Linked DNA regions of Homo sapiens: regions 2, 3, 4, 5 and 6 are each linked to region 1. A link is a contact called in ENCODE Hi-C or POLR2A ChIA-PET data. All regions are on one chromosome and are shown on one strand. The core of a region is the stretch at or near the end of the contact, and the rest is flanking DNA. Distances in the headings are between cores, read along the strand shown. Region 1 overlaps NFIA (nuclear factor I A). Region 2 holds the start of NFIA (nuclear factor I A). Region 3 overlaps PATJ (PATJ crumbs cell polarity complex component). Region 4 holds the start of TM2D1 (TM2 domain containing 1). Region 5 has its middle 20 kb from the start of NFIA-AS2. Region 6 overlaps NFIA (nuclear factor I A).

Region 1 (3,420 bases), core at 489-2,988:
CCTTGAACATTGAAAGAGGACAGTCACCCCACTTCCCTCCCCACTCCCGCTCAGCACATCCCAAACTCTAGACATTGTGAATGTTACCGACTAATTTTACGTAACTGGAGCCTTGGTGGGAGTGTGGATTTGTGGACCTCCACAACAACTATAGCTGAAAGTTTCTGAGGAAAAAATAGATCAAAGCTCTGTGTTTACTTAATGTAAATGTATCAAGATAACATCATCCTATATTGCATTGTAATAATGCCACTCACTGCACATAGGGAGGGAGATTCCTTTGTAGTCCATTTGGATACAGTAGGGTAGATTAAGGGGCTATAAAGTACGAAGGCAGAAAGCATATGAAACCTAAGCTTATGTCACTAAATGTCTGAGGATAGTTTTTGTTTAATGTGTTACCATTTTCCCAGTGATTTGCTGCTCAACCCCAACGATCGAATAAGCTCAGATTTCTTTTATGTTTTTCCTATATGACCCAAGAAGAAAATATGCAGAATCATTCTTCAATTAATGTTCTAAAACTTGTACTGCTTGCATAATAGAAATTATAAGAAAATATCACAAGAGAAAAGTAGGCTTTTACAAACATTATATTGTCCATCTGGTGTTACTAGCAGCTCATGGAAGTTTCTAGGAATTGACTGGCTTACACATGTGTGACTGTCACACTCATCCCAATGGGATTATGAGTGTCTTTACAAACTGATTAGGAGAAAATTCAGGGAGATGTATGAATTATTATTATTATTATTATTATTATTAGAACTATCTGCCATCTCTGCAAATAAATGATTTAATCAGAGACTTCAAAAAAGAAAAATTCCCTGTGTGGTTCCCCTAACCAACTTCCTGTTCTGGAAAACCTTGGTCAAGTAGCTGGGTTAATTGTCATGAAGATTAGTGTGATGTTGAAATAAGTACTAATGGTCAAATTATAGGAGTGAACAAGTTTAAGAATAGGTTTTGGTTTGGGCCTGAAAGGGTTAATTAAGGTTTTTTCACGGGTTATTAAAGACCCCCAACCTCTGCCTTCAGGAGTCATATTGACACCCCACCACAGGGCAGCTCAGCCCCTCTGTTGACATGTTGCTGGTCAGAGCACAATAGCCTTCTGTGTCTGCAAATCATTGCTAAAATCATCTCAAGGAAAAAAAAGTTTGAAAGCTTTAACGTTAGACAAAAGCCCAAGAGTTGCAGCGTGCAGCCCAAAAACCTGGAGTCAGCAACTTCTATTGATTAAAAACTAACCTTTAAAGTAACTCTGAGAGTGTGTGGTTAGCATTTAAATTTAAACATGTCATGAGTTGATTTGTGTTACTGAATACCAACTCAGAAGGAGTAACATTCACATCGCATTTTTTTTTTCTAATTCCCTTAAGCAGCTAAAGTATTTCATGAAATGTCAATAGGGCAAAAAGAAAAAGAGGTGGGGGGCTGATGCTGGGCCTTGTAGTTTTCTTTCCCATGCAAATATCCACCCCCCAAAAGAAAAGTGTGCAGAGTGAAACACAATAATTAGTCCTTTGTCTAACTTTCCCAAGTGCCAGAGAAAGACAGATTAATTAAATATACAACAATGTTGGTTTTTGGAGTGGGGGTCTTGCTTGCTGTGTAGGTCATAAATTAGGCAGAATAAATACTTCAATGTGTTTGCAGTGGGCCTGCTACGTCAGAACCACTGGAAGGTTGGTGGGAGGAGAGCAGAGGGTTTCTTGCTAATGATAGTCACGTCTGGGTCTGTCTGGTTGCTCTTAGCAACCAGACATGATGTAACACCAGGATGAACTTGAACTTGGGGGACTTGAAAAGAGAACAATAGACCAGAGCAATCAATAAAGCCTATTTCAGTGAAGGATTACAGAGCTGCTCTGGGGTAACCTTGTCGGCAAGGCACATACTGAATAGTAAGATGTGTGAAGAAACTTTTTTTTTTTTTTTTTTTTTTTTGCTTTGCTTTTTAAGAGAAGTGCAGAGGCACTGCAGATTTTTGTAGTGCCCTGAGGTCTCGTCCAGAAACTGTGGTGTGGAGAACTGCTCCCCCTGCTGACTCACTGGGTGCCAGGCCTTTGCTTCAAGAACTACCTTAGTGTCAGATTGAAGAAGTCTGGAATTTCACAACCGACTTAGAAAGTGTGAAAACAGAAATAGTAAGCATTATTCCCCGCACCCAAAGTTTGAACCTGTTTTGTAGAAGGGAGGAAGCGGCTCTAACGTGGATGAGAGTCAGCTGTTAGGTAGAGGCCTACTAGAAACACAGTTTGGGGTTTGCTTTCTCTCTCCTTTCTCTCCCCCTCTTCTTTCTTTTGTCCAGCTAGATTTAGGCCATGTGTATTTGCCAGGCTGATTTCCTTTCAGGACACAAGAGGCTTTATTGTGTTCCTCAAAGCATGTGGTCAAAGAATAACATCTGAAAGTCTACAGGATGCGTAGTTTTTCGGTCTGGGCTTAAGTTTTTTAAACTCCTCTGGAAATCAAAGGTGGCTTGTGTGACTAGGAAATCTTATACCAAACTCCATGTAGCTATCACTTAGCCATTCATCCCTGGGGACCAAATGAGTCCTTACATTACCTAATGGAATCTCTTCCACAGGGATGATCCTTCACCTGCCTGAAGCAACCCAATTAGAACCCTTTCTGATACCGTCAACTTAAAGAATTCAGAAGCATTGGTTTTTGTTAGGCCTTGGTAATTTTTCTGTAAATAATGATAAATGTAGTGAATTTGTCAAGGTATCTCTAGAGAAAAGTCGGCAAAAGCCACATACTTTTTTATTTCACTGGAGAAACTAACTCTGATGTTAGTCCATAATTGCTCATTCTGTCTAGCTAACAGAAAAAGAAATGCCAGCAGATAAAGTGATATATGACCAGACAATTGCTCAAAGCTAACCACCTAAGGATTTACGAAAGGAAAAGGTAACCAGTAACTGGGCCTGGCAGGCACACAGAAGGCTCTAAATAAATGCTGCATGGACGCAAGCATGAATGAAGGGTACGCAGTGGCCTCATTTTTCCTTTGGACAATGTGGTACTTAATAGAGTAAAATCTTGATCCTACTTAGTTATTATGTTTCATGTTTGAAAATACCATTTTAGATATATTGGGCTGAAAGGAGCATCTTCCCTCATAAAATCCTACATATGTAAGGAAGGAAAAATACTGTGACTTGCTCAAAATCACCCAGGAAGACTGGGTCCAGCACTTTTTCCACCTTACCTCCACTTATTCTTGTGTCGCTATTGACCATCTGGGCCTGTTAGGAGAGTGTCACAATCATGGCTTCAGTGCCTGCACCTCATTTGAAAGGAGATGTTGAAAATCATCAGAGTAGCCATTCATTGCCACATGAAACCCCTCCCTTTACCCATTCTCCATTCATTCAACTCTTCTTCATTAAGAACGTTCTGTATTCCAGG
Region 2 (3,340 bases), core at 265-2,764, 370 kb before region 1:
CTCCACCGAAGGGCAGATTCCCCTGTGTGCCAGTGTCTTTCAACATGATACCTACCTCTTTCCTTTTGGAATTTTGAGAAGGGTTGTCAAATGCAGCATTTTGCAAACCATCATGAGGAAGAGAAGTAAAATAAGGGATGGGGGCTTAGAAGAGGCAGGTAGGCTTTCCCCCCTCCGAGAGAGGAGAGCCTAGAGAGAAAATATGAGGTTAAAAAAAAAAAACTGGAAAAGCAGGCTTACTGGCAACTTGCCAAACCCTAAAAACCACCCCCCTCTTTTCTGCCAAAACAATACTTTAGCAAACCTAAAATAATTGCAGGAAGCTCTTTTCCATTTTAAGAACTATTACCTGGGGGAGGGAAAAAAGGGATTCTTAAAAGGCACCCTTCCAGAGGTGTCCCAGAAACTGGGACGGTAATGATAGCCTATGTCCAGTTCTGGGCACGCGTTTGTGGATCAGAATATCTCCCTTCCCTAAGGGGACATCCCTTTCACATATTTTTTTCCTCCTAAAAAGTAAAAGATGTCACAGCTAAACCACTGTTGTTTCTGAACGTGATAGAACTTTTTCTATGGCGTCTGTGTTCAAACCCACTAGTTTCACAGTCCTGGGAGGGATAACGCTCATTAATCTCCGCCTTCTTTTCTCCAGACCCCCGCCCCCCAAATCCGGTGAATCTTCTGTGGGCACTGATTCCTCACCACCCCCGCTTCTGAATGCCACAGGACCGAAGCTGCACAAAGTTTGCAGGATTGTGTGCATAATTACCTCTGCCGACGAATCTATTCCCACAGAAAGCTTCGCTGGAGAGATTACAATGCTTTGAGCCTTACCGCATTTCAGTGGGGGAAAAAAAGTTACCTAGGAGGTCTGATTTTTCAAAGAAATTTGCATACATGCAAATGTGCCGCCCGGCCTCCTCCTCGGTTCTCTACGTGCCCACGCGGTGGCCCGGGGGGTGCGGGGCAACCTGGCAAAGTTGCCCAAGTCCTCCACCGAGGTCCGCGGAGGTCTGCAGCGGGGGTGGGGGGATGGGGACGAGGAAAAGTAGTTTTGTTTGCTTAAGCACATCCTGTGGCAGCCTATAGCTGCCCGGGAGTACAGACTGTAACTGCTCCTCACTGCGTTACCCAGTAATGCGCTGATCGGGGGAGGGGGCGGGGGGGCCGGGGAGCGAGCGGGAGAGCGAGCAAGCGAGCGAGCAAGGAGCGAGCCACGGAGAGAGCCGGGGAGCGAGCGAGCCAGCCTGCGAGCGCGAGCGGCCGCGGAGGCTCGGGACCCGGCTGGCCGCGCGGCGCCGCAGCCGCCCCCTCCCCCACACCCCCTCCCCCCCGCGGCGGCGGCGCGAGCGGGCGGCGGCTGTGCGGTGCGGTGCAGAGCGGAGGCGGAGGCGGGCGCGCGGGCAGCTCGCGGGCACCCGGCCGGGCCGGCGCGGGAGCGGGAAAGGGTGCGCTATGCCTTTAACACCCGCGTACAGTAGGCATGTATAGTGGAGTGTAGGGAAACTCTAGGCGGGGTTAAAGTTCAGCTCATGGAGCGGCAATAGCGCTGGCTGGCTGGCTGCAGTTGAGCCGACTTGGAAATGTGAACGCAAGAAGCAGGCTTGATTTTTTTTTCTCCCCCCTTCTCTCTCTCTCTCTCTCTCTCTCTTCCTCTCTCCCTCTTTCTCCTCTCTCACCCACACTCACGCACACCTCCAAACCGCACACCCAGACGCACACGCATACCCCAGCGCCCGGCAGTTATGTATTCTCCGCTCTGTCTCACCCAGGTAAGCCGCGGCGTGGATGCGGAGGGCTTGGGGGCCGGGGCGCCGGGGGCAGGGCTGGGGCTGGGTGGGGGGCACCGGGGCCGTCGCTCCGGCCGGGCCCAGGGCGTGCGTCTCGGTGTGTGTCTGTGTCTGCGCGTGTTTCTGTGTGTGTGCGCGCGTGTGCCCGCGGGTGGGGGGGGGGATCCCGCTTAAAGAAAGTAACTTTGTTTCCATGCGGGTGCATTCCTCTTGCACGGCCATTTGTGTGGGCACATGGCTAATGGCGCCCTCTTATTAATGCGTTAATTAATATCGGGGCGACGGACTGCGGAACAGCAGTGTTTTCGGACACCCCGCACGTGTTTCGGCGGGGTTGCAGTCCATGACACGCAGAAATCTGGCTCAGCGTTTCTGCTGCCGGGAGCAGGGATTCCGTAGTGCCGCAGCGCCCGGGGAGGGGGCCGCCGACGGAGCCCACCGCTCACCCCGCACGCTCGGGCCGGCTGCAGTCCTCGGGTGCGGGGAGACCTCGGGTGCCTGCGCCCAACGGCCCGCTCCCCGCAGCCTGCGCTGCCGCAGCCCCCCGCCGTCTTCCCGAACTCTTACTTTTGTTTATTGTTTGTCAGCCTTCGGGGTCCGGCCGCGGAAAGGACGCGGGCTCCCGTCCCGGCCCCGGCCCGGACAGCGCCCCTCGGACGCGGGCAGGCTGCGGCTAGCCCTCGGCTGAGCGGGGCTACGTGGACGCGCGTTCCCCCGCGCCGGCCGGGTGGAGCCTGCGTCCTCGCCGCGCGCCGGTGGCCCGTTGGCTCTCCCGGAGTGAAAGTTTCGGGGCCGAGACGAGCCCACGTTGTGCAGGGCGCCGAACGCCGGAGGCCGCGGGCCGCGGGCCGGGTAGCGCCGGGCAGAGTTGGGCTCCTAGCCGGGAGCCGGAGCGGCGGCCCGGGCCGGACACGGCTCCCCCCGCCGCCGCCGCCGCCACCACCACCACCGCCACCGCGCGACTCCGGCCGCTCCGCGCGCAGGACGGGGGCAACTTTTCCCCTCCGACTCAACTCAGAGCATGGGGCTCTTGCGCCCCACCGCCTCTCCTTTCCGTGCCCCCCTGTCCATTCCTCCCTTGTCTACCCACCCCCAGGCAAAATATTGCTACTTCGAGACTTCAAATCCGGTCCCCTTTGAATATGTTATTTGTTTTCCTTGACTAAAAGGCTTGAAGTCAAAGTGGTTTTGCGCTATTTTTTTTTTAAGCGTGAGATTTCATACTGCTTTGGTACATTAGGATCTGACCATTAATCACCTACATGAAGTTATATGCTTCACATAAAATGTTTATTCACCTCTCCCTTAAAAAACCTACCACTTCTTGCCTTCATTTAGTAGGAGATAACGGTTTAACCGGAATAGTTTCTGGAAGGCTAAAAAGTATCAGTAGTTTTCGCTCTCCTCTCTAGATTCTGGATTTATTTCCCACATGACATCCCTTCTTATTGCAATATCTAACAGTAATAATACCGGGTATTTGATCTCAGAAGACTCTTAAACGCATCTTTTATGTTGAAATGGTCTGTTTGGGATTTAGGCCTAGCATT
Region 3 (3,114 bases), core at 33-2,532, 390 kb after region 1:
GTTAGCCAGGATGGTCTCGATCTCCTGACCTCGTGATCCACCTGCCTTGGCCTCCCAAAGTGCTGGGATTACAGGCGTGAGCCACTGCGCCCGGCCGACTGAGTACTCTGTTTCTAAGCAACAAAACTCTTCAGAAACTTGGTTATAAGTTTTTATACTGTAATTTCTTGCCAGTTTGTAGGTGAGGTTTTTATATTATACCTTAGTTATCTCTGTCTTCTTTCCCTAGTATTTATGTGTAATGTCTTTATTCCTTAGACTATGGTCTCCGTGGAAGATTACTGATACTCCCACTAGTATTAATAACAATGTTAGGTAACATTTACTGAATGTTTACTGAGTGCCAGGTAATGTTCTAATTGCTTTACATGTATTAGGCTATGTATTCCTCACATGAACCATATGAAAGAGATACTCTTATTGTTGTCATTTTAGAAGTGAAGAAACTGAGGCACAGAAAACTTAAGTAATTAGTCCAATTCATACAGGTAGTATATGGTAGAACTGAAGCAGTTGGGCCCCAGGTCTTTTTTTTTCTTTCTTTTTCTTCTGCCGCCGACTCCTCCACCAGGTCTATGCCTTTAACCATCATACTATACTGCTCTTTCCTTTGTGAGTGCTATTTCCATGTGCATTTTATTATAGGGCATCCATACAGTAAACTTATTACAGAAGACCTTTCTGTTTTTTCAGCTTGTGAAAAATTTCATATCTTAAAAACTAAGCTACTAGATAGTATTCTCATTTTTCATGCTTATATGAAAGTTTAGCAGGTATTAAAAATTAATATAGTGTGCTCATATGCATTGTGTAAGAGCTAGTTTTATTGCTTCAGAAGACCATCATTGCAAATTTAAGAATCCTAAACTAGTGCAAGTAATTTGTTGTGGGTTAATGTTCAATAATGAAACAATGATTAGGTAGTCCAAGAGTCTGTAATTTTTAATTTCTACCAAAAAGCTTGAAAAAAAATTAGAACTGTATGGATTTTACCTTCAGTTGACCTTATAAATTAAACATGGCAAGTAGATATTTTCTGGTGTTTTGATTTATGTTGAACTTTGAATAACCCCTCATGATTATAATTCACTGGAAATGTTTGACATTAGCTAATTTTTGAACATTAGCCATGATATTGCCATCCTTGGTACTTTTTGAATTTCAGTGATTTAGAAGATAAAATTTATTAACCAATAATTCTCCTCCCTCCTACATCCTATTCCTCATTCCTCTCCCCTCTTGAGTGACTCAATTTTTGCCAAAGCTGATATTTTTGAAACACTATTTTTATCTCTCTCAAAGTCTGAGAGAGATAAAAATAGAAATCATAATAACATAGCCATTGGGAGGTGATTCATATGTAAATACTGTTAGTAATGCTTTAAAAATTTGCTCGAAACCAAAGTCAAATGGCGACTCATTAAAAAGAATAGTGGAAATATTTCTCCCTATAAAAATTGACAGTTATTAATTTTTCTTAAAAGAGGAAATGGGTTATAAAACCAAAATATAAAATATTGCAGTGTTACTGAGTCTTGAATATAGTATGCCTTAGTATTTGTGCAAAAAATCTAGTGTGTAGTTTTGACTGCCTATTAACTCTGTTAGAATTCTCTTTTTAAAAGATTTATAAAAGTTGTAGGACGGGATTGTATACATTTCATGTATGTCTTTAAGTTGTCTTTTTCCTTACCCTATGCACAACAGAATGACTTTCTGAGCACATTGAAAATGTTTTAAAAATAGGTAATACATACATATGGCAGAAAAATTCAAAGGTGTATAAAGATATCCTGTGACAAGTAAATCTACCTCTGACCATAATCCCTTACTTCTTCCAGGTAAAAAACCTTGGTTTTTCTTGTCCATCCTTCCAGAAACATTTTATATATACATGGTTATATAAGTAATAGTACTTATTTAATTTTAAAAAAACTTTGACATATAAATGGATTATATCATACACACTTTAAAGGCTCTGTATTTTTTTTCTTAAAATTATATGCTCTTTCATTTTGGTACTTATAGAGCTACCTCTTTTTAATGACTACATAGTATTTTTATTGTTGATGTACAATAATTTATTTCATCAGCCTCCTGTACCCAGTTGGTGGGCATTTTAAGTAAGGCTTTAGTGGATATTTTTGTGATACTCTTTTGTTAAAAGGTGGGAATAAATCTTGTAATAGGTAGGTGATAAATTCCTAGAAGTGGAATTACTCATCAGAAGAGCATACTGTATCTTTTAAATTTTGGTACATATTTACCAAATAGCTTGCATTTAAGTTTGTGAGACTCAAATATATTTAGACCACTTAAAATGGATCCTTTCTTATGTAGAGTTATTTCTTTATTCCGATAATTCTCATGGAAGATAGTGTAAGCAGGTGTGTAATTCATGAATTTGCTAATGGTTTTCTATGATGTGGACAGATTAAGTGATAGCAATATATAACTATCAATTTTGTTTCAACTTTATATATGGCGGTAATTAATTTATTGGCCTTTGTAGCTAAGTGGGCATAAAGTGTTTATATTCAGACTATGATATTAGTGCCCCAAACTCTATTTCTATTTCTTCCACTTAATTTTATTTATTTATTTCTTCTTCCACAAATTTTAATCTTGTTTTACTTTTGTTTATTAGAGAATTTAGCTTAAAGTGGTGGGGTTGGGGGGAGGGCATTAGGACTTTAATTTTTACCAAGAGATTTGAGAATTTGAGTAAATGCTAATATCAGTATATAGTTTTCAATAGCCTGTGCAAGCCTACTGTCTTCATGTTCATCTTAGCTAATCAGTTTACAGAATGTAGGATTTAGCATTTGATAGGTATTGATATAATTTTAACACATTAATAGTATATAGAGTGGTAACACTATAAAGTCAGGTATGTAACCATATTATTTCCAGAATCTAAAATATAAAGGATAGGCATGTACTATAAGTTATTATACAGTTTCACATTAATGCTCAAGGGATCTTATAACATGGCCACTGACATCTAGGTTTTTTTTTTCTCTTGCCTTTTTTTTTTTTGGGAGCTCTTTGGGTCCACGTCACCCATATAAGATATTGGTACTAAGCAAAATGCAGTCAATCTGCTACTAATGG
Region 4 (3,458 bases), core at 1-2,500, 270 kb after region 1:
GAGGCTGCTAGTTTGTCCAAGTCAATAAGCATATGTACAAATATACTTTTAGTATTGCTAAGTAATACTTGAGGCAGGAGGATCACTGGAGCCCAGGAGTTTGGGAAGAACAGCCTGGGCAACATAACGAGAAGTCTGTCTCTACAAATAATATAATAATACATAAACATTACAATAAACCTTTAAATTTGCCCCATAATTATCCACGTTTTTACTCATGAGAAAACAGAGTTCAAATAGGTCACCCAAGGTTGCAAAGTGCAACAGAAATTTATCCACTGAGTCCCCACGCGGTGGTTCATGGTGAGGGGGATGCGGATCGCTTGAGACCAGGAGTTCAAGACCAGCCTGGCCAACATGGCGTAAACCCCGTCTCTACTAAAAATACAAAAATTACCCGGGTGTGGTGGCGCATGCCTGTAGTCCCAGCTACTCAGGAGGCTGAGGCAGGAGAATTGACTGAACCCGGGAGGCGGAGGCTGCAGTGAGCTGAGATCGTGCCACTGTACTCCAGCCAGGGCGACAGAGTAAGACCCTGTCTCAAAAAAAGAAAACAGAAAGAAATTTGTCTGGCAGTCTACCATCTCATGAAGTTTGAAGATGACATGAGGTAATATGCATAATATACATAAAGTTAATGATAAATGGGCAACACATTGGCTAGATCGTTATTACTTGTCTTCCCCCTAGGAAGAGTTGGCAAACATTTCCAGGGTAAGAGACTATCCATCTTTGTATTACTAGTGTCTAGAACGGGGCCTGGCATACTTCAGGATCTACATGTTTTACTGAACAAGTAAGCACACTGATAAAAAAGAAAAAAAAAGTGGATCAGAAGAGGAAGCGCCAATGACTAGTAAAATCATAAGGAAATCACAAAGGGTGGCCTCTGGCCCTCCCATCTCCACAACTCTGTTCACCTTCAGGGATCCTTCAGTCATTAGAAGCCACAGATCAGATTATCGTTTTCACTCAGTACAGCCCTAGCCAGTCCTGACGGCAGCGACCCACCTGCGACCCCAACTCTACCTCGCCTCCATGGGGGGGTGTTCTCCACAGAGGATATTGTCCCACTTTGAGGTCCTCGCACTTAAGCGACTCCTCGCCCCCGGCGGAGGTGGCAACAGCCCCCCAGGGTCCTGTAGTGACTGAGACGAACCACAGGACACCAACGAGTCTGGCCGTCACGGCCTCCGGAGCAGACGGACCAGACGGCCAGGCGGCCGCCATCTTGGAGACCGACACTTTCTCGCCACTTCCGCTTCCGCCTCCGCCCAGGAGCGGGAGGGAGAAGGGCAACAGGGCGAGGTTCTTAAAGGGACCTCGCATAGGATAGAGGCCAGTTCCGTCTCTTCGCGTGTTCTTCTGCCCGTGAGCCCGTGGAATCACATTGGGAGACCCTTTTAAAATATGCATGTACCCAGTCCCTCGAGGCGAATTTTCCCCCACGAACCCTTGGAAGGAGCTAAGGTTAATCTTTGAGTGCTGGAGGAAGGAAACGAGTGGTTTAGGCAATCAGGTGCTTCACCCGCTTCTCATTCCCGCGCCCTTAGCTGAGGCTTCTCGGTCCTCTGAAAGTGCCAGCGGCGTCAGAGGTTGGAATCAATGCTTTCCTGACATCATCGCAGTTAGCCCTGATAGGTTTTGGGTTTACAGATAAGGAACAAGGCTCAAAGACGCTGAAACACACTGACCTTAATCACTAAGTGACTCAGTCGGAATGAAATTGATGTTTGCCAGATTTCAGATCTATGCTCTTACTAATTGACATAATGTCCTCCTGTAACTTTAGAGAAGGATTTTGGAAGGCTGCCACGAACAGAACTTAAAAACTGTGAGAGACATTACGCCTTTTAAAAAAAAAAAGTGACAATTTAGGTGGGGGATAATTTGGGGGGTGGAAACTGTAACAAGAGGAAACCAAATAGTTTATGATTAAGTGAAAAGTTGAAGATTTTTTTTCCTCCATCTGTTGTTTTTAAATTTCTATATGTTCTAAAAGTTCTGTGGTGGGGAACTTTAACAGTGAGGAAAAAATGTTTTCGTAAAGTTAAGTTTAATCTTTTTTTTGTCTAACAATATAAAAATTTGAACTTGAGTGGTGCTTCTTCATCCATACTTTAGCACTAACTTTGGTGGTTCTCAAACTTTGAATAGCATCTGAATCACCTGTAGTAGTTATTAAAACAGAATGATAGAACCGGCACTCAGAGTTTCTGATACAAAAGATGTAGGGAGGGACTGGATAATTTCCATTTCTAGGAGATCCCAAGGGATGTGGGTGTTGCTAGTCCAGGGACCCCCACTTTGAGAACACTGGTATAATGTTTTACGAGAAGTAAATTTTTTTTTTTAAGATGGAATCTCTCTCTGCCACCCAGGCTGGAGTACAGTGGCAGAATCTCAGCTCACTGCAACCTCTGCCTTCTGGTTCAAGTGATTCGCCTGCCTCAACCTCCTGAGTAGCTGGGACTGCACGCGTGCGCCACCACGCTCAGCTAATTTTTGTATTTTTAGTAAAGACAGGGTTTCACCATTTTGGCCAGGCTGGTCTCGAACTCCTGGCCTAAGTGATCTGCCCGCCTCTGCCTCCTAAAGTGCTGGGATTTCAGGTGTGAGGCCACACTGTGCCTGGCCTCATTTTGGAATATATATTCTGGAAGACATACAACTATTTGAAGTAATATTTAAACATAAACTACGTTTTTAAATTTTCTTTTTTTGAGGTGGAGTTTCACTGTTGTTGCCCAGGCTGGACTGCAATGGCATGATCTCGGCTCACTGCAACCTCCGCCTCCCAGGTTCAAGCTATTCTCCTGTCTCAGCATCCGGAAAGGCTGGGATTACGGCGCCCACTACCAGCCCAGCTAATTTTTGTATTTTTAGTAGAGACGAGGTTTCACCATGTTGAGCAGGCTGGTCTCGAACTCATGACTTAAGGTGATCCACCCGCCTCTGCCTCCCAAAGTGCTGGGATTACAGGCGCGAGCCACGGCGCCTGGCCCTAAAATTTTCATAATAAAACAACTTTGTAGCATTACTATGCTTTATTCATTCATTCATTTAGAGACAGAAATGGAGTTGAGACGGGAGTTTTGCTCTTGTTGCCCAGGCTGGAGTGCAATGGCACGATTCTCGCTTACTGCAAACTCCACTTCCCAGGTTCAAGCTATTCTCCTACCTCAGCCTCCTGAGTAGCTGGAATTACAGCCATGAGTCACCACGCCTGGCTAATTTTGTATTTTTAGTAGAGACGGGGTTTCTCCATGTTGATCAGGCTAGTCTCCAACTTCCGACCTCAGGTGATCCACCCGTCTGAGCCTCCCAAAGGTCTGGGATTACAGGCATGAACCACCACGCCCCGCTGCTATTTTTTGAGATGGAGTCTCGCTCTGTCATCCAGGCTGGAGTGCAGTGGCACGATCTTGGCTCACTGCAACCTCTGCCTCCCGGGGTCA
Region 5 (3,610 bases), core at 180-2,679, 460 kb before region 1:
GAACAGAAGAGATGCGCAAGTAGCTCGCTGCCACACAGCCGCCATGGATGAAGTCACCTTGAGAGTCTGGAACATGGTAAAATATAATAAAGTAATTTGGAGGCAATGATTTTTGTGTATTTATTAACTGTTTTAAATATATTTTATTTAATTGAGAATTGATACCATTTAATTTTTAATAGTGGCTGTGTTTGACGACCAGCTTACAAAATTTCTGTAGCTTTTAACAGTTGGCCCTCATGAGCAGTTGCAATCCACTCCAGTGCACCACTGGGACGACTTCACTTGGATAGAGGGCTGACCAGTGCAACAGTGTCAGAACAGGGATTCCAGGTGGCAATTCAAGAGGCCAGATGTGAACTGACAGCTTACTTGAAGCCATCTGGAATGGTAAGAAATACAGGACTAGGCCAAGCCAATATTTACAGAGAGCTGAAAGCCAGACACATAGGAGATAAAGTCCTAACACTAGACCAAAAGAGCTGAAGGCAGACTTCACAAAGAACATGCAGATCAGAACAGGGCTGGGGCCAACTCCTGTTTAAAAAAAGAATAGTTCAGGAACAAGTGAGGAGGGTTTTGGAATGTGTCACAGATATCTGTGAGACCTACACCGCTCACATGTATTAGTGACTAATCATGATAATTGCTCAAGTTTATTGAGCACTTAATGTAGACCAGGTGCAGTTTTAAGTGCTTTACATAGTCGATCTCACTATTGATAGCTCCATTTTACAGATGCAACAGGCAGCCTAACCCCAGAGGAGACTGTGGTTGTACCTGCTATGCAGTACAGGTACATGTGTGTGTTAGACGGGTTTAAAATGTCATAGAGAAGGCAAAAAATACATGAAGAAATACTCCAAAGTGGAATAAACACCTGATTCCCAGACAATGCTCAAATACTTGGTGTAAAATAATATGTGCATTTAGAGATATCACCACAATTGACTACAAAGGGAGGAAGCAAATTGTTAAGTTCAGCAATGGTTGATCTTACCTTTGGTGAACCAGATGCACTGTGAATACACTGGGAGGAAATACAACTATAGTCCCTGCCTTCTTGAAGCCCCAGTTTTTACTCCCTCTTTCTCATACCCAACCATTGGAACTGACACTAAGAGCTGTCCTTGCTTCCTGAATCTCCTTCCTCCAATCACAGTGGCTTTGCTTCTCCTTTCTCCAAGGCCAGCAACTGCAAGTCAGCCCAACCTATGCCCAACCCCAGACCCTGGTCCAGCCCTTGTAGCCCAGCTTGAGCACAGCCCTGGGTCCTTGCTTGCCTGTGAAAGAATATTCCAGCCTGTGAGCTCCTTGAGGTTTTACGGGATTTCTTTCAGAGGACCCAGCCCAGTGCTGGGTGCAATAGATACATATTGAACTAAAAATAGAGGCTGCCTGAGCAGAGGGAAGACGTTATCACAGTTTCATATTTATTAGGCCTTTTCATTTTATGATTCACCACGTGGGACACAGGCCAACAGCCCCTCTTCCCTTAGGAAGTGGCCTTCTAACTCAGAATGACACAGTATTACATATTCCCAACAGGGAACCACAAATGCCTCACAAATGTTTCAGGCTGGCTGGAAGCTTTATATTGAGTCTCAAGGAGTGTTTTCTTTGCAGTTTTGTCTTTGAATAGCTGGTGCATGTGAGGAAGAACTATCAGGAAGGGCCATTATTGCGCATGTGCTGTGCTTCGGGGAAGTGAGTGTCAAGTCTCACCCACTGATCTGGGAAAGTTTCCATGAATTCATTTTCCTCTCACCCCCAGCGATGCTCTGTTTGCTAACTCAAGCAAGGGGAAAGGTCTGTTTTCAATTAGGACCTCTCAAAAAAGTGTTTTTAAATGGCCTGTAAAAATAATCCAATAAAGGCCTCAGAGGTGTGAGCTGTTGTCATCATCCTGTTTGGAAAACGTCACTCAGAATGCACCCTAAAGTGAGGGAGGGAGGTTGTGATGCCTTAAAAAAAATTAATTTGTGAAATGAACCTGCAGGATTAGTTGTCCGCCTTTGTGCCCAGCTTTAATATGTCCTCAACCAGGGAAATCCGAGGCTTTGGATTATTAGCCGGGTTGGATCACGTTACCCTGTTTGGCTCTGCAGAAATCACACTTTTCATTTTGCCTTTAATCCTAAAGGTCACCGGGAAGGTCAGCCCCAAACACAAATGATACTTTGTGGTCTTACTTTCAGACAATTATCAACTCATAAATCTTGGTCAGACTGTAATGAGAGCGCGAGGAATAATTGAATTCAGTCCAGACTCACAGGGTCGGAGGGAGCAGAGAACTGGAAGGGGAGGGGACAGACAGAGGGAGGGGGTTCAGGGCCTGGGAGCCAGAAAGTCTTCCCTCCAGCACTGCAGATTTTCCCATTTGTCCTTGTTAAATCACTGTGTTTTGAAATTTGGATGGATATGAGTGAAGCCATTAAAGATGGGGATGGTTCATTGGTAGCTCAGAAAATAGAGCGTAAGATTCTTAAAAGAGCACAAGTCTAAAGGCAGCAAGTTGACAAGAAGGAAAGACTAGAAAAGGAGTCAGGGGACTGAGGTGCTGAGTACCCCAGTTCAGCCAGTTTCCAGGCTGTGTGGCCCTGGGAGAACCATTTCACCTCTCTGTCCTGAGAATGGGGCTGCTGGCCCCTCCCACATCCCAAGATTGTCATAAGGATCACATGAGATAATAAACTGAAAAGTTTACAAACTCACAGAAAGAGACAACATTCTTAAGCACATTAACTGAGCTTGATTCATCAACAATAATTTTAAGAAAATCCTGTTGGCTCTGTATTCCAAACATGTCTACACCTTGCCTACTTCTCACCAGCTCTACCACTCCCATCCAGGCCCAATCCAGCATTATCTTTCACCTGGATTATTGGAATAGTACTCAAATCAGTCTTTCTTTCCACATATGACTCCTCCATAATCCAGTTTCTTTTAAATGTGTCAGGCGATTCTTCTGATCAAAACCCTTCAATGGTTCCCCATTTCACAGGGATAAAAGCCCAATCTCAAGATCACCTACGAGACAACCCCACAGTACCTGGAGCCCGTTCCTGCCCTGATCTCATCTCCCACTGCTCTGCCCCTTGCCCAGTCTCCTCCAGCCACACCAGTCTCTTTGTTGCCCCTCGCACCTGCAGGGCACGCTCCTGCCCTTAGCCTGGAATGCATTTCATGCAGACTCACACATGACTTGCTCATCTTCCTCTACTCTTTGCTCAGGCCTCACATTGCCTGTCTGCTCTATTTAAAATTGCATCACGGCCACCTAACTTACTTATTATGTTTATTGTCCCTCTTCCTCCTATTAGAATGTATGCTCCTTGAGGACAGGATTTGAGCTTCTTTTCTTTACTCCAGTTCTTACGAGGGCCTGGCGTGGAGCACACACTCCGTATTTGCCAAACTGGAAAGAAAACTTGATTTCTATCTGGCTAGAGCTCTTGTTGATGTGGCCATTTAGATGCTGAATTGCCTAATAATGCTACCTGACTTCTCCAATCATTTTTCCGGAAAATCTTGCATCAAGTTTGGGTGATTTGCTGGATTTTATCAATCTGTGTGCTCTCCAGAACACCATGCACCATATTTGGTCTCA
Region 6 (3,326 bases), core at 82-2,581, 320 kb before region 1:
TTTATCACTAAATGCTTAAGTGTTTATGTTGCAAAAAGAAAAGGAAAAAAAAAAGATTCCCACTTGGACTCTCAAACCATGTGAACAGGCTACTCTATGATAACTATGTCATTAATGATTTTGGTTTCATTTATGGCAATAATTTTTAAGTTGATCAGTCAGGATAGTAAGTATGTGATTTTTGCAGATCTGGTTGAATTTTTTTCTGATACAGACCAAGCTGTTTTTCATACATTGAAGCCTGGGAAAGCTCTGTTACTGTTAAAAGAGTAACCATATCTCTTCACTGAATTGTTGCCAAGCAGATGTAGACTTTTGGAGTGTGCCCAGAAAACCTCTACAGCTGATACTTTGGTGACTTGTTCCTACTCCTGGCTTTACTGGCACCTATTTAAATAGCAGAGGAACATAATTGTGTTTTGGTAGGTCAAAATTTTATACACTTCTGTAGAAAAAATTATATATAGGTAAGCCAATTGGTAGAAATGAAGTAAACCCAATTTGCTTGTTGAGATTAGCACTGAAGATATGCTAAGCTTTGGTTATGTCATTTGGTCAAAAAAGAATGAGGAAAATCCCTCAGAAAAGTTATCTGAGAGATCAGCACTGAACGTCAAGCCAGCCTGTCCACTCCCATTACTAAAAGAAATCTCCCCTTTTAACTTCATCCCATAAATGGATCATGCTTCCTGGATCCACCCGAGGAGGACGTGGTTTAGTTTTAGATTCTTAGATTACAGACTTCCACCATCAGTTTCAGTATTCTTTTCACGATATTAATGTTATGAAAACTGTTAGAAATGAGGAAATACCGCCATGTCAGGTTCACTCATGGATCAAGAAATGAGCATTTTCTTAAACATCAGTCCAAAACAACAAACCTCAAGTACCATAAGTTCAGATAACTTGGGAGCAGTTGAAATCCTTTAAGCCACAAAGATAGTGTCTTTTGGCATGGCTGGTGAAAGAAGGAAGCTGGTTGAATTCATTGACTAACTCTGTTGCTGGCTAAAAAGACAATTAAGGAGAAAAGGGATGGAAGAAGAAAAGAACCAAAGAAACTAAAATCTGTTTCTTTTTCAGGAGGAGTTGGAAGATGAGGAGTAACACAACACTTTAGATATACATGTTAAAAACTTATAACAAATCATAGATCATACTAAAGGATTACCGAAGTTTAGAACATGGCTGAGGGTATAGATGTCAGATTTTCTTACACAATAGTGGGTCTTTTGTTTCAGAGTTCACTCTTGGCAAGCAACTCCCTACCACTGCGTTAATTTCCTGTCGATCTTTCATTCAGCAACAGACCTAGAGATGGGGAGCAGACACTGCCCCCCCCACCCAGGCTTTTTAAGACTGTGCTTTGTGTAGATTAAAAAGACGAAGGAAAAAAGAATAAACTTTTTCCAAACAAGATGTCCATGTGCATTCTTTAAGATCCTGTGTGTGCTTAAAACGATCCTGTAAAAAAGCCCTCTCCATAATTTTGAACCTCTCCTTTTTCTAAAGACTTTTATAGGCATTTTTTTTTCTTCTTCTCAGCATGTGAACCAATGTGTAACTCAAATAGATGTTACTTTGCTGTTTACTTAGATTGTTTTAAAAGGCTAGCTGTGTGGAGGAATGAGGAAGGAAGGGAGGCGGGAGTGGCTGGAGTTTTTTTTTTTCTCTGTTGACCTAATGAATGCAGTTCTTAAAAAATAATAAATATTTATATGTGGTCTTAATTTTTAATGAGTCTCATAAACTGGCTGGTATAGAAAAGTGTATGAAAAGCCATATATATTAAACTATAGTTATTATAAATACATGCATATGTACACTAGAATGTTTTATGAGGAAGGGAACTTACTAGTCTTGTTCACTCTTTGTTTTCCCAGTGTCTAGAACAGTGCCTGACATACAACTGGTACTCAGTAAATATTTGTTGAGTGAACAAAATGAATGTAAATTGACAGCATTGCCTAGTGGGGGTACCATTAGACTAGAATTCAGAAAACTTGGAGTCTGGTTCCATCACTGCCATTAATCAAGAATATATTGTTGCTGAAATCACATAACTTCTTTGCTCCTCTGTTTTTTATAAAAAACTGGGACTAGCCCAGCTATTCAGGAGTCTGTGGTGGAAGGATGACTTGAGCCCAGGAGTTTGAGGCTGTAGTGGGCTACGATTGTGCCTGTGAATAGCCACTGCACTCCAGCCTGGGCAACATAGTGAGACCCTGTCTCTTAAAGGAATAATAGGGGCTGGGTGCGGTGGCTCACACCTGTAATCCTAGCACTTTGGGAGGCTGAGGGGGTGGATCCAGACCAGCCTGGCCAACATGGTGAAACCCCATCTCTCTAACTAAAAATACAAAAATTAGCCGGGCGTGGTGGTGCATGCCTGTAATCCCAGCTACTCAGGAGGCTGAGGCAGGAGAATCGCTTGAATCCAGGAGGCAGAGGTTACAGTGAGCACTCCAGCCTGGGTGACGGTGCAAGACTCTGTCTCAAAAACAAAAAACAAAAAGAGGAATAATAGTATCTGCTCTCCTTGCCTTTTGTGGGTTTTTTTGATGATTAAATGATATCTGAGGGATACAAAAATGCTTTGGAAACTACAGGGTGCTTTACAGACTGTGTGTGTGAGTGTGTGTGTGTGTGTGTGTGTGTGTGTGTGTGTGTGTGTGTACAGAAAATCCTTTATCTCTTTGCTTCTCAATTTCTTTTCTTAGGAAAATCAGATTATTTAAATCCCATTATGCACAGCTCTCCTCTGTTCTTACTAAGCCTCTGTATTCCATTACCTCCAGTAAATCAGTAAAAGGTGGTGAGTCAGGCTGTAGTGGAAAGCGGGGTCTGCTGTTTTCTCATGTCCATGTTACTCTGTGGGACTCAGAAATCTTGCTTACATGTCTCATGAACTTTCTTACCTGTTTGAACTATACAGGCTATAACATATGACTTAGAGTCTTTTAGTTATGACCACTCTTAAGATTGATGACTAAGTTGAAGTATTTATTAGTTGTTATTATGGTGGATTGATAATCATGCATTTTAACATAGTAAACTAAAGTCTGTGTCGTAGAATTAGCTATAATTTACTTTTTAGGCTGGATGAGGTTACTGATGCTTGTAATCCCAGCACATCGAAAGGCTGAGGTGGGAGGATTGTTTGAGTCCAGGAGTTCAAGACAGGCCTGGGCAACATAGGGAGACCCTGTCTCTATTATCATAAATAAAAACAAATTTTTTTAAACAAGTGTATATATGCATATGCTTATGTGTTGTAATAATAATATGTCCCAGAGTTGCACATCTGGAAGAGAAGAAGATAGCAA

Evidence for each region. A loop is a pair of places that touch in the nucleus more often than their neighbours do. ChIA-PET counts read pairs that join two places held with the same protein, here RNA polymerase II (POLR2A). Pooled maps may share reads with other maps.
Region 2: a map of gastrocnemius medialis shows a loop between it and region 1 (13-fold over the local background). The contact joins the promoter of NFIA here to the enhancer-like site in region 1. A Hi-C loop is called at or near these places in 26 of 168 maps with a recorded cell type or tissue (A673, Calu3, IMR-90 and 16 more) and 29 of 50 pooled maps. POLR2A ChIA-PET finds 5 or more read pairs at or near these places in 8 of 52 experiments (H1, HEK293, MCF 10A and 4 more).
Region 3: a map of psoas muscle shows a loop between it and region 1 (2.9-fold over the local background). The contact joins two enhancer-like sites. A Hi-C loop is called at or near these places in 31 of 168 maps with a recorded cell type or tissue (A673, B cell, CD4-positive, alpha-beta T cell and 24 more), 26 of 37 single-sample maps with no recorded cell type and 37 of 50 pooled maps. POLR2A ChIA-PET finds 5 or more read pairs at or near these places in 4 of 52 experiments (BJ, MCF 10A, WTC11 and 1 more).
Region 4: a map of endothelial cell of umbilical vein shows a loop between it and region 1 (7-fold over the local background). The contact joins the promoter of TM2D1 here to the enhancer-like site in region 1. A Hi-C loop is called at or near these places in 4 of 168 maps with a recorded cell type or tissue (endothelial cell of umbilical vein, esophagus muscularis mucosa, head of caudate nucleus and 1 more) and 5 of 50 pooled maps. POLR2A ChIA-PET finds 5 or more read pairs at or near these places in 1 of 52 experiments (OCI-LY7).
Region 5: a map of endothelial cell of umbilical vein shows a loop between it and region 1 (11-fold over the local background). The contact joins two enhancer-like sites. A Hi-C loop is called at or near these places in 9 of 168 maps with a recorded cell type or tissue (HepG2, aorta, cardiac septum and 6 more) and 8 of 50 pooled maps. POLR2A ChIA-PET finds 5 or more read pairs at or near these places in 3 of 52 experiments (AG04450, CD8-positive, alpha-beta memory T cell and OCI-LY7).
Region 6: a map of PC-9 shows a loop between it and region 1 (2.4-fold over the local background). The contact joins two enhancer-like sites. A Hi-C loop is called at or near these places in 3 of 168 maps with a recorded cell type or tissue (PC-9, endothelial cell of umbilical vein and mammary epithelial cell) and 3 of 50 pooled maps. POLR2A ChIA-PET finds 5 or more read pairs at or near these places in 3 of 52 experiments (A549, MCF 10A and OCI-LY7).

What each region holds. Positions count from the first base shown.
Region 1 is chr1:61,451,518-61,454,937 of GRCh38, forward strand. All of the region lies in intron 10 of NFIA (nuclear factor I A), which reads left to right. Among named protein-coding and RNA genes, the nearest start is that of NFIA-AS1, 200 kb to the left of the region's middle. RefSeq lists an enhancer at 606-3,001. Within about 2 kb of position 1,739, at least 23 of the 41 ENCODE cell types and tissues checked have a DNase peak (open chromatin) inside an H3K27ac peak, as active enhancers do; they include A673, ascending aorta, endothelial cell of umbilical vein and 5 more, where a contact is called at or near this core.
Region 2 is chr1:61,081,047-61,084,386 of GRCh38, forward strand. NFIA (nuclear factor I A) reads left to right here and starts at 1,515. Exons shown (of 11, transcript NM_001134673.4): 1 at 1,515-1,772. The coding sequence starts at 1,746. RefSeq lists a silencer at 791-1,085.
Region 3 is chr1:61,838,574-61,841,687 of GRCh38, forward strand. All of the region lies in intron 17 of PATJ (PATJ crumbs cell polarity complex component), which reads left to right. Among named protein-coding and RNA genes, the nearest start is that of MIR12132, 5.9 kb to the right of the region's middle. Within about 2 kb of position 1,283, at least 3 of the 41 ENCODE cell types and tissues checked have a DNase peak (open chromatin) inside an H3K27ac peak, as active enhancers do.
Region 4 is chr1:61,723,891-61,727,348 of GRCh38, forward strand. It overlaps TM2D1 (TM2 domain containing 1), which reads right to left and starts at 1,251. Exons shown (of 7, transcript NM_032027.3): 1 at 1,067-1,251. The coding sequence starts at 1,230. RefSeq lists enhancers at 553-1,240, 697-1,896, 933-1,592, 1,241-1,926.
Region 5 is chr1:60,988,707-60,992,316 of GRCh38, forward strand. No RefSeq gene overlaps it. Among named protein-coding and RNA genes, the nearest start is that of NFIA-AS2, 20 kb to the left of the region's middle. Within about 2 kb of position 1,430, at least 12 of the 41 ENCODE cell types and tissues checked have a DNase peak (open chromatin) inside an H3K27ac peak, as active enhancers do; they include endothelial cell of umbilical vein, heart left ventricle and heart right ventricle, where a contact is called at or near this core.
Region 6 is chr1:61,131,612-61,134,937 of GRCh38, forward strand. All of the region lies in intron 2 of NFIA (nuclear factor I A), which reads left to right. Among named protein-coding and RNA genes, the nearest start is that of NFIA, 51 kb to the left of the region's middle. Within about 2 kb of position 1,332, at least 5 of the 41 ENCODE cell types and tissues checked have a DNase peak (open chromatin) inside an H3K27ac peak, as active enhancers do; they include endothelial cell of umbilical vein, where a contact is called at or near this core.